Regions from separate parts of the Homo sapiens genome. Here region 2 is linked to region 1. A link is a loop called in an ENCODE intact Hi-C map of the cell type or tissue named here. Cell type or tissue: MCF 10A. All regions are shown on one strand. Links, peaks and the distances in the headings refer to the core of each region. The heading gives the core; the rest is flanking DNA.

Region 1 (8,336 bases), core at 12-8,011:
GAAGAGCAGGAAGATCGGAGGGAAAGAATATAGAAAAGGCTAGTAATACTACTCACTGCAGGTAGGAAGAGAGAGAGGAAACAGAAGGCAGGTCACTGAACCCCATTTTCCACAAAAAGGAAAGCTGATTTAACTCCCCCCTTGTGTCTTGAGACTCCAAACACTGCCCATTCCACTGCTGTGAGTGACTAGCCCCTTAGAAGCTATTCAGGTAAGAGATATTCTAGAAGAGCCTGTGCATGATTAAGAGATGAGAGAACATATACGAATTTCTACTTAAGTTGCAAAGTGACTCTGGAATAGGGGGAAAAAAACATAAGTCTTCCTAAACTATTCTTAAAGACCACACCCCCTGGCAAAAAAAAAAAAAAAAAGAAAGAAAAGAAAACTCCCTTAAATATACTTCATCAGTGAGATAAATTTTTTCTTTGCCCAGAGAAACAGATTTTAGAATTTCCAAAATGATCACGACAATGGTGGAAGAAATTTTTTTTTTCTCAAACCCATGAAAACATTATCGTCCTGGTTACTATTTTCATTTCATGGAAGAGATAGATTATTTTTCTTTAAAGTGATTCTTGCCAGCCCCTGGAGCATCTTCAGTGGGATCTTCTCATTTGGCGCCATCAGCTCCAACCAACCCATGAAGAGAGGCTAAGGGGTGTGGGACAGGCCATTAGACCCAACGCTGTAGAGCAGAGAGCCACCCTGTTCTGTCCTATACATGCACCCAGCACACTGGAAATGAGTTGCTAAGGCTACGGTAAGGAAATGACCCAGGTTCAATCCTTCCACAAATGTTACTGAAGCCCCTTCTGTGATCCCATCACTGAACTGAGTATGTAGATTAGTATATTAGTACATAAAACAGGCCAGCCCTAAATTCATGGAGCATAAAATCTAGTCGTAGGGGTGACTGAGTCTTGTAAACTAAACAAAAAAATAAATATATAATCTCTAATTGCAATGAAGTTTCCTGAATTAGAGAATAATAAAGTGAGGATACCTTTCACAATGTGAAGTCACAAACACCCTTAGCAGATGATGAACGGGTCGTGGGAACTGTCTGGTCACTTGAGGAAGAGCAAAAGGAAAGGCACTGTGCTCACAGGGAATAGCAGCAGTGAAGGCCCTGAAGCTGAAAATACTTTGGCACATTTAAGAGACCAAAGGAAAGTCAGGGAGCCTGGAGGGTGGTGGATAAATCTGAGATGAAGTTGAAAAAATGGTGAAGCAGGCCAGGGCCCAGTAGGCCATGGAGTAAGAAAACTATCCTAAGATGATTTTGGAACTAAAGACCAAGGCCCTGTGTTTTGAAGTTAGAGCTGGGGGCAAATTGCAGTGCCACAGAAAAGAAATAGGTGGGCTCTACATTCTGATTCTTAAAGACTTAAAATCCATATACCCATGATCCACCCACAGCATCCCCTTCAAGAAGGACATGGGGATGAAACTGGTGCATACTTCCTCCAAATACTGCTCTGGTTACCCTTTGAGAGCTTTTGAGCTCTACTGGCTCTGGATGTTTACCTTTCCAAGCTAGACTCCACAGCACTGCCTTGCTGTCTACTCATCCAGCCCCTGCTTATAGCCCACACTTAGGGCCCAAGCTCCACCCAGGCCCTTAAGAGTAAAACCTGGTTCCAATGGGAAAGGCCCATTAGGGGCTGGAGTTTTCAGGTTAAAGTCGCCCCCATCCCTGTGTGTGACTACCAATGTATGACTCACTGGAATATTCCAACATTGTGCATTGTTATTATTTGAGGAAACAAAGCTTTTTATTTTTGGAATCGCCAGCTGGAAGTAGAGGTAGAAAAGGCAAAGGAAATAATATTTGAGTAGAAGAGGTTTTGTTTATTTGCTTTAACTGAAATAATACAACAAAAGCTAGGTCTCAGTTTGTCTACTATTTTGACAGGATTCATAAAGGAAACAAAATCTTGGAAATAACTAAGGATGGACCTAACTAGTGAGGAAGTGATCACTGGGCTAAGGTGTACTGCGTCCTTACTCTGACATTTTAGATACGCAACTGCTGGAATAAGGAAACAAAATCTTGGGAATAACTAAGGATGGGGCCTAGCTAGTGGGGAAGTGATCACTGGACTAAGATGCACTGTGTCCTTACTCTGACATTCTAGGTGCGCTACCACTGAACAGGAGAGTTCTCCAAGAGAGATGGAAATCTCTGTCTACCCTTCATCTGGATCCTTTCAGGGTGCTACTACCAAGTTATTTTTTTTCTCTTTGGCATTTCCATTTATTCATTCCTCTTTGTTTTTTCTAGGTTGTCAATTCCTTTTATTTTTGTTTATATAAATGTATGGGGCACACGTATAATTTCATTAGATGCATAGATTGCATAATAGTCAAGCAGGGCTTTCAGGGTATCCATCACCCAAATAACATATATTGAGACCAGATTGATGTTTTCTGATGCACATCTCTTGGCAGGCCATTCCTTTGTTCTCAAAACATCAATCATTTCCCTGCCTGCAAAAGTCCATAGCCTTCAGCCGAGAATGTAAGGCTGTCTGCTATCTGGCTGCCACCATCATCTGCCCTGCACCGCTCCGCTAAATGAGCCTCTGGTCTCTGACCTGACTCCCTGCGTATGAACCTCTCCCCATGAGATGCTGCTCTTGGCTTACTCCAGAGCTACTTCCTCCCCATCCTGCAATGCTTATCCTAAATTCCAGTCCCTTTCTAGGGATCTAGTGACTAGGACAGAAAGCACATATCTAGGCAAAATTTGTGGCTCTGCCACTTTTCAGCTGTGTGACCTTCGGCAAGACACTTCACTTAAGCTCTATAGCTTCCATTTCCTCCTGTGTAAAATAAGTGTGAAAGCTCTGCCTCACCAGGCAACTGTGAGGAGTAAATGAGGCAAAGCACTGTGTTCCTTCATGTCTCCTGGCAAGTTCCCTCTCTTCTCAGAAACCAGCCTCAACTCCCTCAGGCAAGTTCTGTTCTCTTGCATGTGCAACTTAGAGTAATTATCCTGGTGGTGGTTGATTGTTTGCAGGTCCCACTCCCATGAAGCTGGGACCTCTTTGAGAACAGGCACTCAGGTTTTTCATCTTTGTATTGCCAGGAAATGAACAAATGAATGAATGTGTAAAATATCTGGTCCAGTTCCTGGCACACGAAATGTACCAGTAAATATTTTCCCTTCCTATATGGTACTTTTAATATGTTGTTTTGTGTTATAATTATTACGTGCATGTCTTATCTCTTTCCCTGGATTTTAAGTTCCTTGAAGCAATGGGCTTTTCTTAATCATTTTTAGAATTTTGTTTTTTAAATTTACATACAGTACAATTCACTCTTTGTGGTATACATCTCTATGAGTTTTGAAAAATGCATGATATTGTGTAACCATCTGTCTCAGACATTTTTATTTCTCCCTAGGCACTATCGCTCTATAAATGTTTACTGAATAAATGAATAAGTGAATGAAGGAAACAATAAATAAACAAATATTTGCTAGGAAAGTTTCCACAATAGCCACCCAGATAGTTCTCAAGGCAAAGAAAATCAGATGACAAGTATGTAACTGCTATACCACCTTTCAGCAAAGTAAATTCCCAATATCTATCGGAAATCTTTTAAAAACACTTATACCCTCTGGCCCAGTATTTCCACTTCTAAGACTATGTACAGCAGAAATAATCAGATGCCCACATGATTTAGGTTTCAGGAAGGTCATAAAGCATTATTTATAATAGCACATTATCAGAAACAACATAAACAGCCAAATAATCATATAATTAAACTGTACTACTTAATATGATGAGACTGAAATTATATTTCTACATTTTACTTTACAATATTGAAATGTCTACTTGTATAATGTTAAGTGTAAAATGCAATCCATAAAACAGTACATATACCATTAACAAGTGTTTAAAAAATATACACACTATATGATGACAATGTTAAATATAAATCTTTATATAAAGTGTTCATCTAATTTTACAAAATAAATGTACACGTATGTTAACATAATCTCCAGTGCGTGACAGGCCATTTCTGTTTCCCTCACTATATGTTTTCAGATTTTCTAATTTCTTACAACAGATACTCCTATTTCTTTTATATTCAGAAAAAAACTATTATAAAAATAGAGGTGAAAATCCTTTATTTCTGCTTTTAAAATCTCATAACCTTTATTTCATCTCTAGATGACTCAGTGGTGGCTAAATTTTAACATTCAAGATGTGGCATATGGCTCTGCTTAAACAAGAACATGCTTTCTGTCGGAAGCATGTTCAGAAATAGTCCAACCCACTGGTGGGTGACACATTTCATGCAAAGCTCCAGGAAGCAGCCCCTATCCCAGGGGGCTGAGGCTTCAACATGGTTACATCAGGAGAACATCAAATAAAGGACACTGTGTACAGTCTGTGGCTCGATGAGCAACTTCACTTTCACCACTAACAGGCTACATGACCATCCTTAACCTCATATGCTGGGAGTACGTTTTATTCATTTCTGTATCCCCAAGCAACTAGTAGAGTAGCTATCCCACACAACAGACGACAAAATAATGCTCATTAAATGAGGATGGAGACATCATGAGTAAGAGCTGGAAGGTGGTACAAGATGTGCTCTAAACTATAAAGCAGTCCCGCTTGGAGAACAGGTGTGGCCAACTGCAGCAGTGGCCATGATGTCACACATTCCTGCAACCACACTCATTTCCTGTTGTAACTTGAGCTTCAATCAAGAGTCAATCACCCCAGGCTTTAAATATAGGTTGGCGTTTTACTTGTTTTGCCCAAAACAATATGACAGAAACAATGGTGTTACAGTTCTGAGTCCAGGTCTCCAGAGACATTGCATGTTTCTACTTGCTCTTTGAGAACCATGCCTAGCCACAAGAACAAGCCTGGGCTAGCCTGCTGGAGGATGAGACACATGTCTGGCTTCCCTAGCACCCCAGCTGACAGCCAGCCAACCCCCAGGAGCAGGGCCAGTTAGCTGGCATGGGCATGACTACAAATGTATGAGGAATCCCAACCAAGACCAGAACAACTGATCAGCTGAGCCCAGCCAAAATTGCCAACTCACAGAACGCTTAGGCAACTAATTAAGACACTAAGTCTTGGGAGATGAATGACAAATAGGCTATTTCAGCTTTTAAATCCTATTTGTATATCCTAAAGGTATCTAAAACTCAAGACATTTGAAACTGAACCCATGTTCTACCTCCCAAAACCTCTACTGTTCTGTGAATGGCGTAACTATCCTTCCCATTTTATATGACAAAAAATGAAAAATCATTCTTAAATCTTTCCTTGCTTTCTCCCTCATTTTACTATAGCCAACGCAATCAATGGGTTGATTTTGCCGTCGAAATATTTCTCAAATCCATTTACTTCTATTTCTATCACCAGCACGTCTTCAAGTTACCAGCAGTCCATTTCTGCTGTGTGACTTTTGACAGGTTACTTCATTCTCTGTTCTCTGAGCCTCCACTCCCTTAACTGTAAAATGGGATAATTCTAGTATCTGCTTCATAGGATTGTGCACATCAAAGTATTCAGTAGAATAACTGATGTAAATACTCAGTAGATGTTAGTTAATTTACCTTCATAAGATGGCTGATAGAGCTTCTTCATGATGGGCTCCAGTCTCCTTATCTACTGATGGTTTCCACCATCTCATTTACATGGAAACAACTGCAAATTGCCTTTACTCAATGCCTCATTCTCTTTTTTGATTCCAGGCCTTCACACATGTTTTTCCCTCCATCTGAATGTCCTTCCCATCATCCATTACAGGTGAATGCCTATCCTTCAAAACCCAAATCATACATTTACCTCCATATTTTCATTGTTCCCTGTTGCCCCCATTTAGAGTCAGCCATTCCTTTTCATGCTATCTCTGTGCTCTATGCATGCTTCTCCTGTATTACACATTATACTAATTTATTTATTTCTATCCACTATTTTCTTGTTTACTATTTGAAGCAAAAGCCCTGTCTTTACATCCTCAGCCCCTAGTGTCCAGAATATAGTACTTGCTAAATAAATCCTTGGTAAATGGATAAATGAAGATCCACTCTGATGTCCTTCACCAACTCACAAAAGCAGAACGTATCCTGCTTCTTCTGCTTCAGAAGTCCTAGTTCTGTTGGTGCCAAAGCAACTGGCAACCATTTGGAAAATATTTGCTCTCACTCCCCCCACCCAGATTCCAAATTCCAGTTCAAAGCCAAGTGCCTGTCTTCCCGCCAGGGCAGCCCACAGCTTTACTGCAAATGTTTCCCTCAGCTCTCCCCTGTGCATAACCTTAGCTATATTATTTACGACTGTGAACACCATAATATACATTTAAATATGCTGTAAAGGTCAGACAACTGAGCCATACCCCTTCCTGGGAATCCATTTCATATCATGGCAGAGGCAGGCCTTCCAGCCCTCACTCAAAACCAGATTTGAAAGTAAATTACGAAGCCTTTTTTTCTGGTGTGAGGACAACTCCCTCATGCATCACATTCTATGGAATCATCGCTATAAATCCATCTGTTACAAGCTGGGAGAGCAGCAAGTGTTGGAAGCCACAGAATGATTTTAGCTTTTGAGCTGTCACCCTCATATTCAAGAAGTTCAACTACAAAAATCAGCCTCACGTTTCAAAAAAATAAAGAGAAAAGAGGTGAAGAAAGCACTTGGAGAATGGATGCTGCTCCACCCTCCCCCACAACCTGAGACGCTCTAAACGTAGGATTCTTAGACTTCTAGAAAGCCACTCATCTCTTTTCTTCTTCCAATGTCCTCCAGTTTAGTAACCTCTATTTTTTACCTTGCCCTGATAGTTCATGTTTGTCTTAAATTTAGAGGTTTTAAGAACTCTTAAAGGAAATGATTAAATGGTAGATACTCTCTCCAAAGAAATATATAATGTATTCACATAAAAATTTCCACTTCATATCTGGGTGTTCATGAATTCCTCAAGACCTCTCCATGGGCCAAGGAATCCCCAAACAGAATGTACCATATTGTCACTCAGCTGAAAATGGAATAAAAAGTGGTATGTTTTTGTACAAAATGCATGTGCATGCGCACGCATGCATGCACACACACGCACACACACACATGCGCACACACACACAGAGAGCAAGGAGCTTAGTGAAGAGATTATAAAGAGCAGACCATTTCTTAAAAGCAACAGTCCACAAGGGTCTGAAAATGCTTCCTGGGAATCCACATCCTAGATTTTCCCAGAGGCATTCTGAATGCAAGAAGAAAACATTTGGGCTACATTAGGATGTACTCTAAAGAATCTGGTTCTTCCCAAAAATTCCCCAAGGTCCAGAAAGTTTTCCAGAATGTGTCATCATCCAAAATGGAAAGGGAGATCTCAACAGCTCAGACTAAACCCTAAAACGGCAAACACCCCTTAGTTCTCTTCCATGTGTTTCATTATGAAAACCACAAAACATCCAAGATAATTTGTAGGAGAAAGAAAAGGTCACCCATAATCACACTAGCCTCTTACAACTGTTCCTATCTTTATGATTTCTTTGTAGTTGGACAAAATGTAGACCTTTGTACAGAGTTAGGATCAAGTACATATACCATTTTAAACTACTTTTTTGTTGACAACTAACCTATTAATATATTCTCATTTTTCCACAAAGCCTTCAAAATGGTCATTATTGTTATTATGAAACAAAACTTACGTTATTTCCCTTTTAATGTGTTTTTATGCATTTAGCATATTTTCAGTTTTGAACAAGTCCCTAGGATAAATTCCAAGGTGTAATATTACTTAGTCAAAGGTAATAAACAATGTTGTGGCTTTGGGTACATCTTGCAACGTTGGCTTCCAAAGCAATTGTTTTGATTTACAATGCCACTACCATGATTACTCTCATGTCACCCCAACTGAAGAGGGTTCTAGAACTTACAGCATCATAAGTCACATTCAGAGACATTATGCTGCTGTTTTTTTGAAGCCACTATCCATAATCCTATTGTGTCACCTGTAACTGGTCTTCAAACTTCTCTATGCCTAAACTTACCCTCTGGGCACAAAGGAAGGACACTCAGAGGAGACAGCTAGAATGGTGGAAAGACGTAGTATAGGTTAGTCAGGAATATCCTGTTTAGATTCCTGGCTTTCTAAATTACTAGCCATGTGGTCTTAGGAAGGACACTTGGCCTCTCTGTGCTTCTGCTTTCTCATCTGGAAGCTAAGGATAACTTGGCTTACTTTACAGAAAGTAAAAAAGTGGCCAAAAATATTAACCCCCAAATATTCCAAACTTATCTCCCAACACTTGCTCCATTCCATGGGCCTCATAATGCAGACCAGGATGATCTGTA
Region 2 (8,336 bases), core at 168-8,167, 110 kb before region 1:
CCAGAATAGAAAAGCCAGCTACATTGATATGGAGTGCCTAGGAATTGGGAGGTGTCACTGAGCAGGGGGGAAAGCCGAAGAGAGGCTCATTTAACTGGTGAAAAGCCAGTCATACCTACTCTCTGCCAGGTATTCTATATACATTATGCTATTTAATTATTAAAGCTGTTTTGTTTTATAAAATACTATTGTGAGCCCCATTGACAGATTAAACAACTAAGGCTTAGAGAAGTCAAGTAATATGTTCAAGGTCACACAGCAACTGAAGCATGAGCTGCACGCTCTTTCCTGCACATCACACTACCTCATTGGGCCCTGGGGGAAACCAGGAATAATTAAGGAGCTCTAAACTGACCACTACTTTTCCTACCTCTGGCTGCCCTGCCAAGGAGATAATCACATGCATTTCTCACACTTCTGTCCTCTCTGATTCATTTGTTTCCTCTGTTTGGTCATCATAAGACAGCCCAAGCCATTTCTCAGAGTTAGATTCATGCTGTGGGATGACAGGGCTGACTGTCTGCATCTGCTCTCAGGAGGCCCTCGACATAGGGCTGCAGCACTGACCAAGGCCTTCATTTGTCACTGAGGCCAATGTCTCAGACTTCCCTGCCAGCTCAGACCCCAACATGTGGGGACAGAGACTTGCTGGCTTCAAACCCACCCCTGAGCCATCTGGCAGACCCGAGGATCCCAGGACACTTGGCCCTCATTGCCCAGACACGCTCACCAGCAGAGTGTGTACCAAGTGCTGAGGTCTGTCATTCTGACCTTGGGCTGGTAATGGGGGCACGAACTGGGGGCGAGGAGGCATGCATGCCAGTAGCAATCTCTCTGCTTGGTTGAAGAAAAAAAAATCGAGTCATTTCTTTCACCAGTGGTGGTGATTGTATTTGTTACAGATATCTCTACCTCAGGGGCAGTGAGATCCATTTGCTATATGGCTGTGCATTGGAACATGAGGAAGAACACATCATCCTGCCTTCCCAAGCACTTTGCTAAAATTGCTCTTGCTTGTGATGTTCAGAAAACACACCCAGAAGGTCTAGTGAGGGCAGTGCATGTGAGAAGAGAGGACAGAGTGGGATGCTTAACACAGGCATCTCATCAGTCTGAGAGGCTGGTCGCCAGCCTTCCTGAGACACAGGTCTCATGCTTTCAAGCCCCTGCTCAGAAGCCTGCTATGGCTCCCCAGGTCCTTCTGCCCTGAGTCCTAACTCCATCCCTGGGCTTTTGGGAGTCTATAATATCTAGTCGTACCCTATTCTCTCTCCCAACTTGAAACTGCTAAAACCCACATACTTAAAACCTCTATACTCTCATTACCTTATCAGATTGCCCTTTCCTTTCCCTCCTTTTCCAAATCCCAAAATTTCTTCCAAATTCTGCCTGATTTTTGCCTCTACCTTTTACCAGCTTTGATTATGCCACAGCATGACATCCTTCTTCAAGCTTGGTGCTGCATTCACTCTTCTAGACTTGGATACACACTGTCTTCTTTTTTTTTTTTCAGACGGAGTCTTGCTCTGTTGCCCAGGCTGGAGTGCAATGGTACGATCTCGGCTCACCACAACCTCCACCTCCCGGGTTCAAGCGATTCTCCTGCCTCAGCCTCCCGAGTAGCTAGGATTACAGACACCCGCCACCACGCCTGGCTAATTTTGTACTTTTAGTAGAGACTTGGTTTCACCATGTTGGCCAGGCTAGTCTTGAACTCCTGACCTCAGGTGATCCACCTGCCTCGGCCTCCCAAAGTGCTGGGATTACAGGTGTGAGCCACCGTGCTCAGCTTGCTGTCTTCTTTTTAAAGGCTTTCAAAGTGTAAAACTCCCATGATCTCCACTGGTCCTTCAGGCCTGGCTTAGAAGCCCCCATCAATGTTCACTGTGTTGTTATTTTCTCTTATCCAGCCTGACTCTCTCAAGATACAGATCAATGACCTCTCATCTGGGTTGCACCCTTGATTTTCCTGCTCCTATCACTGGCTCTGCCTAAACAATTACTGTGTGTCCTTGGCTGCCATTTAACCTCAAATGGAATCCCTTCTCAGAGGCTTTATTGAGCAACTATGATGGCTAAATGAGCCAGGCAGTGAAATGGAACCAGCATTGTATGTGGCCATCCAGGAATACAAGCTTCCCTAAATCCTTGGTTCAGCCCAAATCAGAGTTCACACGGAAGAGAAACAGACATTTTTTCATATTTCTTAACTCTCAAGTTTTCATAATACTTTGTGAAAAATGTTTTATACACACCTAGATGCACATATACACACATACAGACACATAAAAACTTCAACAATAGAAATAAAAATTTTAAAAGATATTGAGCAAACATAAGCACCTAAAAAGTACACTAAGTGACTAATTTTTATTATTCCTCTAAAATGTCTGGATAATCTTAATGCAAATCATTATTATCTTTATTTTTAAAAAAATTACGATATACTCGATGCAAACCCTAAAGGGCACTTTGGAGAAGAGCCAGGATAGGTTTATATTCTTCCCATTTTCAAATAAAATGCAAAAGAAAAAACTAGTAATCATTTTAATGAGCCTTTAAATAAATTCTTGGCCAGAGCACACTGCAGTAATTTATACAAAGAACCATATACCTATATTTGCTGAGAAAGAGACATTTGTGACTTAAGACTGAATTTCCAAGAATTACTCTAGATTCTTTTTCCTTTAAGTGATGAGTTTGAATGGAAGCACATTCGCAGCCATTCCATTGCTGGGTCACACTTGCGAAGGCAGATGGAAACTCCTAGACCGGTGTCTGCCCCCTCATTGATTCTCCTTTCTGCTTTCTTAGCCCTAATGGGATCTGATACTTTCCCTTTTGGGGTGCAAGGAGTCTTTTCTGGTTCTTTTTCTGGATACACCAAGAAGAAAAACATTTGGACGTGGAATCAGTAAATGAGGGAGGTTTGGTTCATGTTTTGTTCTTTTCCTTTTTTTTTACTTCTTCCTTTCATACATTTTCCCCTAAACCCATCTCCAAAACACTGCTCTAGCCGCTTGGTAACTATGTTAATTTATGAAGCAGGAAAAAATGAGATGGCTGTGAATTAACAAAAGTGGGACCATTTCTCTCCATGAGCAGAACAATCAGTCTTTCTCAGGCAGTCAGCAAGTCTGGTTTTAAGAGACAAGGAAGAAGATGGGGAAAGAGAAAGTGGCAGCATGCCTCCTGGATAAGGCAGGACATGAGGCTCTTTAAAAATCCAAGCCTCTGGGAGCTGCATCCTCTCCAAGGAAGCCTGAAAGCAGGCAGCTCACAGCTCAGGAGGGGAGGCCCAGCAGCCACTGCGGTCAGCACTAAAGGCACAGCCAGGCAGCCGGACCCTGGCTTCCAGTCTGCAATCTTGATGCCAGCTCCATCCCAGTAGTAACAATCTTTCTGTTTCTGTAGCTCATTTCTTTCAAACAAAATTACAACTCTCATTTTTCCTAGATATGTTCTTTATTTTTTGCCATGGAAAGGCTCTCTTATTTGATTAAACAAAAATAAAATAAGCTGCATAGGAGCAATTTGAAAGTCCAAAGAGACACCAACTTTGTTTTAAGGCTGTAGTAACTGATACAGCATCTCCTTGCTACCTTCTCCAGCCTCCTCTGTGGACCACAGCAATTCATTCAGAAGCCTGTTAGCTAACATGTCAGTTTTGGGACACTTTACCATTGGTTCTTCACCTGCTCATTGTCTGCCATACCTGCAGCCTTCAATAATAACATTCAAGATTTAAAAATGAAAAACAAAAGAGGAAAAAGAAACCCAAAAGCCTCAAACAAACAAAAACCTGCTTTTTCCTAAAGGTTTGGGGGAAAATATTCATTTCCCCACTCATCTGCTGAATTGATGGGATTCACACTATCAGGGCAATGCCCATTGAAAAGGGGCAAAAAGCAGTCAGCGCCTCAGATGGGCTTGGAGCATGGTTTCTGCCACCAGGGGGAGTTATTCTGGTAGTGCATATTCCTTATATCATGTTTGCCTTGGACAAAAAAATTAAGTGGTTTAACCTGGTCATTCTAACATAAGGCAACATGCCTATGTTAATTCCCCTAATTCGGCATTTACTTTTCTTAAAAAAGAGAAAAAGACAACCGAGTCATGTGTTCTACAGTTAAAAATTAAAGCATTTTGAGTTCATTTTCTTTGCAAGGACATGGATGAAGCTGGAAACCATCATTCTCAGCAAACTAACACAGGAACAGAAAATCAAACATCGCATGTTCTCACTCATAGTGGGAGTTAAATAATGAGAACACATGAACACAGGGAGGGGAACATCACACACTGGGGCCTGTCAGGGGAAAGGGGAGGGAGAGCATTAGGAAGAATATCTAATGCAGCCAGGGCTTAAAACCTAGATGACGGGTTGATAGGTACAGCAAATCACCATGGCACATGTATACCTATGTAACAAACCTGCACGTTCTGCACATGTATCCCAGAACTTAAAGTAAATTTTTTTAAAAAAATTAAAGCATTTTGCTGGCCAGGCATGGGAGCTAGTGGACAGTATTAAGAACAATTCATAAAAAAATGCTAACAACCCTCCCATACAATATATCTAACATGCTAGTTATGCTTCTGAAAGAAGGGGACAGGTAAGTGATCTTTTATCCCCATTTTACAAATTGAGAAGGTGAGGATCAGAGAATTTAAATGACTTCTCAGTGCCATACAGGTAGTTAACAGAAAGGCTTAAAACAGAAATCCTGATTCTTTTCCCAGATAGCCCACCTCCCAGGGACCCAGCCTCTTGCTCCTTTATCAAGCCATTTGGCCTTTGTCATGCTGCTCAACCATTCTGGGCAGTTTTGAATGCAAGTCCTTGGTTTCCCACCCAGGTTCATTTGAAATGAGATTCCAGCTGCAATACCCTTTGGGCTTTGAGAGTGGAGTACTGAGAGGCTGTGGATATCTCTGTAAGCCGTAGAGACACAACTGACATTCAGCAGGACCGACGTGGAATGCTATTTTCCTACCACTTCATATTTGTGCTCACCTTATTCTCAGTCAAGGTTCTCTATCAGATCAGAATTCTCCAGCTGTCACCAGCCTTATGGGCTTGGCAGAGAATACTAGACTAGGAGTCTGTAAACTGCTCCCGCCCCAGCTCTGAGGCAAGTGACTCTATGACCTCAGACAAGTCCCTGAGTGGCCTCTTCTGTTCAATGAGGGTCTGCACAGTCTCCGAGAGCCCTTTAAGCTCCAATATGCAGTGAGTCTAAGAATTAAATATGAATGGAAACGAGTTAAATGAGCATATTAGACCAAGGCACATGACCATCAGCAACAAATCTGAGCAAATGGCTAACATCTCAGTACCAAATATCCATCATCTGCAAATTGCATGATGATCGTGCCAACATCATAGAGTTTCTGTTGAAGTATTAAATGAGTTAATTCATTGGAAGCATTTAGGATAATTTTCAGCACATAGCAAACTCTCAAAAAACTCTAGCTCCTTCTTGTATTATTATTTTTACTATCATTGTCATTATTATCATAGACACTTGTTGCCTTTATGAATAGAAACAGATACTAGCACTAACAGAGACTTCTTTGCTCCTTAACAGACAGGTTATTATGCACATGTTACGAAGAGAAAAAGAAAGGCTCACAGAGGAGAGATGTCTGGTTGATGTGTCATTAAGTCAATGGCCATGAAGGAGGGAGTGTGGTACAGCAGAGCTAAGCTCCCACTCCCTATTGCAACACTTGGTGTCCTCTATTCTGGGTTACCAGAACAGGCAGCATCTCTAACTCCCTTGCCTGCAGGAGGAGGGCTAAGCGTCCCTGGGTAATGCGTGTGATGCTCCTATGAAGTTGCATTGGCTCATGCTGATAGAACCCCTTAATTGTGCCAGCAAGTAGTGCTGCTGCTCTGACTTCTACCAGCAGAGCCAGTGTGTTTCAGGGACCCACCTTTTGACCAAGGAACTGTAACTTCAGAAAAGATAGCCCAGGTAACAGGGCTTGGCCAGCCAACATGTAGTCATATAACTAAGAGCTATGAGGATTACACTTCCTAAGGGCTTGGCCAGCCAACATGTAGTCATATAACTAAGAGCTATGAGGATTACACTTCCTAAGGACTTCCCAACTGGCTATCCAATGAGCCACAGAAATTAAATGTGGATCATCACATGGTACTGCAAAGCCCTCTGAAAAACACTGTCTAAATGGTGGCCATCCAGACGACCTGAGCTGGAAGGGGCTTCGAAAAGCATAGAACATAAACTTGCCATTATACAAATAGAGAAATGAAAGCCCTGGGAGGGAAGTGGCCTATATAAAGACACTGAGTTGCTCAGGGGCAAAACCAGAAGCAGAAAGCAGACATCTGCCCCCTACCCCTACTCTAGTGGTCTTACCCTACAATGACACAAAAAGTCCCTTTGCACTGAAGGATCAACCATGTGCTTCCTCTGAGTCAAAGGGAAATCTTTGTAAGCCACACTTGACTTAGTTTATCTCTCACACATATAAGGGTATCAGTGCAGGTCCCCAGCAAGAGAGTCTACGAAGTGTTCTCCTGTGACTCTAAAGACCACTTTGCAAATACCAACTTTTCACCTGTAGACTTAGTTACCACTTGAATATGCCACATGCTGCCAACTGGAAACAGGGATAACAGTAGATTTGGTACAGCCTGTTAGCCCCCAAACCCTGAACTCCACCTCCTAAATATTTCAAAACACGGATGTTTCATATTAAAATCTATATAGAAAAATATCTTTAAAACTCAGAACATAATAGCAAGGATGTTAACAATAACTGGCTATGCTGGGCCCTCATTTTCACATGACAACAGTCATTTGGAGCCTAATGGCAAAAGGCCCTTTACAGAGGGGCTTCCAAGTCTCTACCTGGCCCACATCTTCCTTGCCATTATCTTCTGGCCCCTGCATGCATCCGAATTTGAGACCTAGGTCTATGTAGCAGTCATTTTCTTCGGTGCATCTTGTCTGCCCAGGTGAATTGCACATTTCTGAAAGCAGGAAACTCCCTCCCTCAAAACATACTTTGCTCAGAGGTAGACATTTTTAAAAGATTGTTCAACAGCCTAAAATTACCTTTCCACCTTTTTGGCCTTACTTTAGTGTAAGAGACTTTAATATTTGTGGACTGAAAATGTGTTACCCTGCCACTTACTTTCCCTGACCCTGCAACTATCTTAGGAGTCTGGTATTTTAAAATTCTGTGCTATGTTTTGGTTAAAGGTTTTCCAGCATTTTAAAGATAGTTCAGGGTTATGTGTTGTATCCAGAGAGCGACATTGGCATAACCAGCCTCCGACCACACACGCGGTGCCTCTCGAACAGCTTGACAAAAGCAGCTTGCTCACTGTAAGAATCTCACTGGTAATTCCCACTATATTTCTGCAGGGTAGCCTGAAAGTAATTATCCTTCTCACTGGTAAATCAATTAGGAATGCAGGATGTAATATTCCCCTCCTCCTCCAAGAAACTGCTAATCCTCTAACACTAATGAACAGAAAACCCCAGGCAACAGGGTTACCACTAATAGAGTGATGATTACAACTCACCTGGTCTTTATACCTGTGGTAGTGGCACCAACCCTGTGGGCAGATAGAGGTGAACAGGAATCCTGGACCCCCTCTTATTAGCTATTTTCCAAAATTAAGTGTCTATCTGCTTGAGCCTCAGTTTCTTCGTCTGTCAAATGAGGATAAAACTACCACGCTCAGGAGATTAATAGTAAAACTTAGAATAAAGTGTAGTAAGGAACTTAGCCCAGTGCCTAGAACTTATTAGAAGCTCAATAGAAAGAACTCATTAGCCTATACTGATGTCAGACCTTATAGTTTTCATCACACACACACACACACACACACACACACACACAGAGAGAGAGAGAGAGAGACATGTACCTCTAACTATAGTAATTTGGTCACATTCTCTGGCTGTTAGACCAGTGTGTGCTCTCTGCCATTTCCAATGCACTGTCTCCAAAGTTGCAGGTGGCAGTCACTTTGGAGCCAGAGTAATTAGACAATAACATGCCTGCATTTCTCTGTCCACTCAAAGATTCATTCTCAAATAAGCTCGCCCATGGGAGTCAGGCTCCTCTCTAGTTAAGGCACAAAGCCTTCAGCCTGTTTTTACAAAGCACAGCAGACTTGACCTTGGCACTTGCCATTCTGCATGGGCCTGAGGACAAGAAACAACTGACAGTAATGAGTTCTGGGAACCCAGGGATGTTTATCTCATGCAAGGGGAAGGAGAAGCTGTGAGCTAGAGCTTACTAGCCCCACCATAATGGAGCCACTCCTCTGGGAGGCAAACCATACACTCTCT

Evidence for each region. Peaks named below come from ENCODE experiments on the same cell type or tissue, not always from the same donor. Only the 100,000 strongest peaks of a DNase experiment are listed, where the experiment ranks them.
Region 2: it touches region 1 in a loop (4-fold over the local background); 2 of 110 quality-filtered maps call a loop at or near these places.

Annotation. Positions count from the first base shown.
Region 1 is chr10:104,805,968-104,814,303 of GRCh38, reverse strand. The region is part of intron 1 of SORCS3 (sortilin related VPS10 domain containing receptor 3); the gene reads right to left. Among named protein-coding and RNA genes, the nearest start is that of SORCS3-AS1, 140 kb to the right of the region's middle. RefSeq lists enhancers at 4,440-4,963, 4,130-5,329. In MCF 10A, for the core only: no CTCF peak of the experiment used is centred there; a DNase peak (open chromatin) is centred at 4,843.
Region 2 is chr10:104,921,052-104,929,387 of GRCh38, reverse strand. All of the region lies in intron 3 of SORCS3 (sortilin related VPS10 domain containing receptor 3), which reads right to left. Among named protein-coding and RNA genes, the nearest start is that of SORCS3-AS1, 260 kb to the right of the region's middle. In MCF 10A, for the core only: a CTCF peak has its summit at 3,966 (motif pointing right); a DNase peak (open chromatin) is centred at 3,957.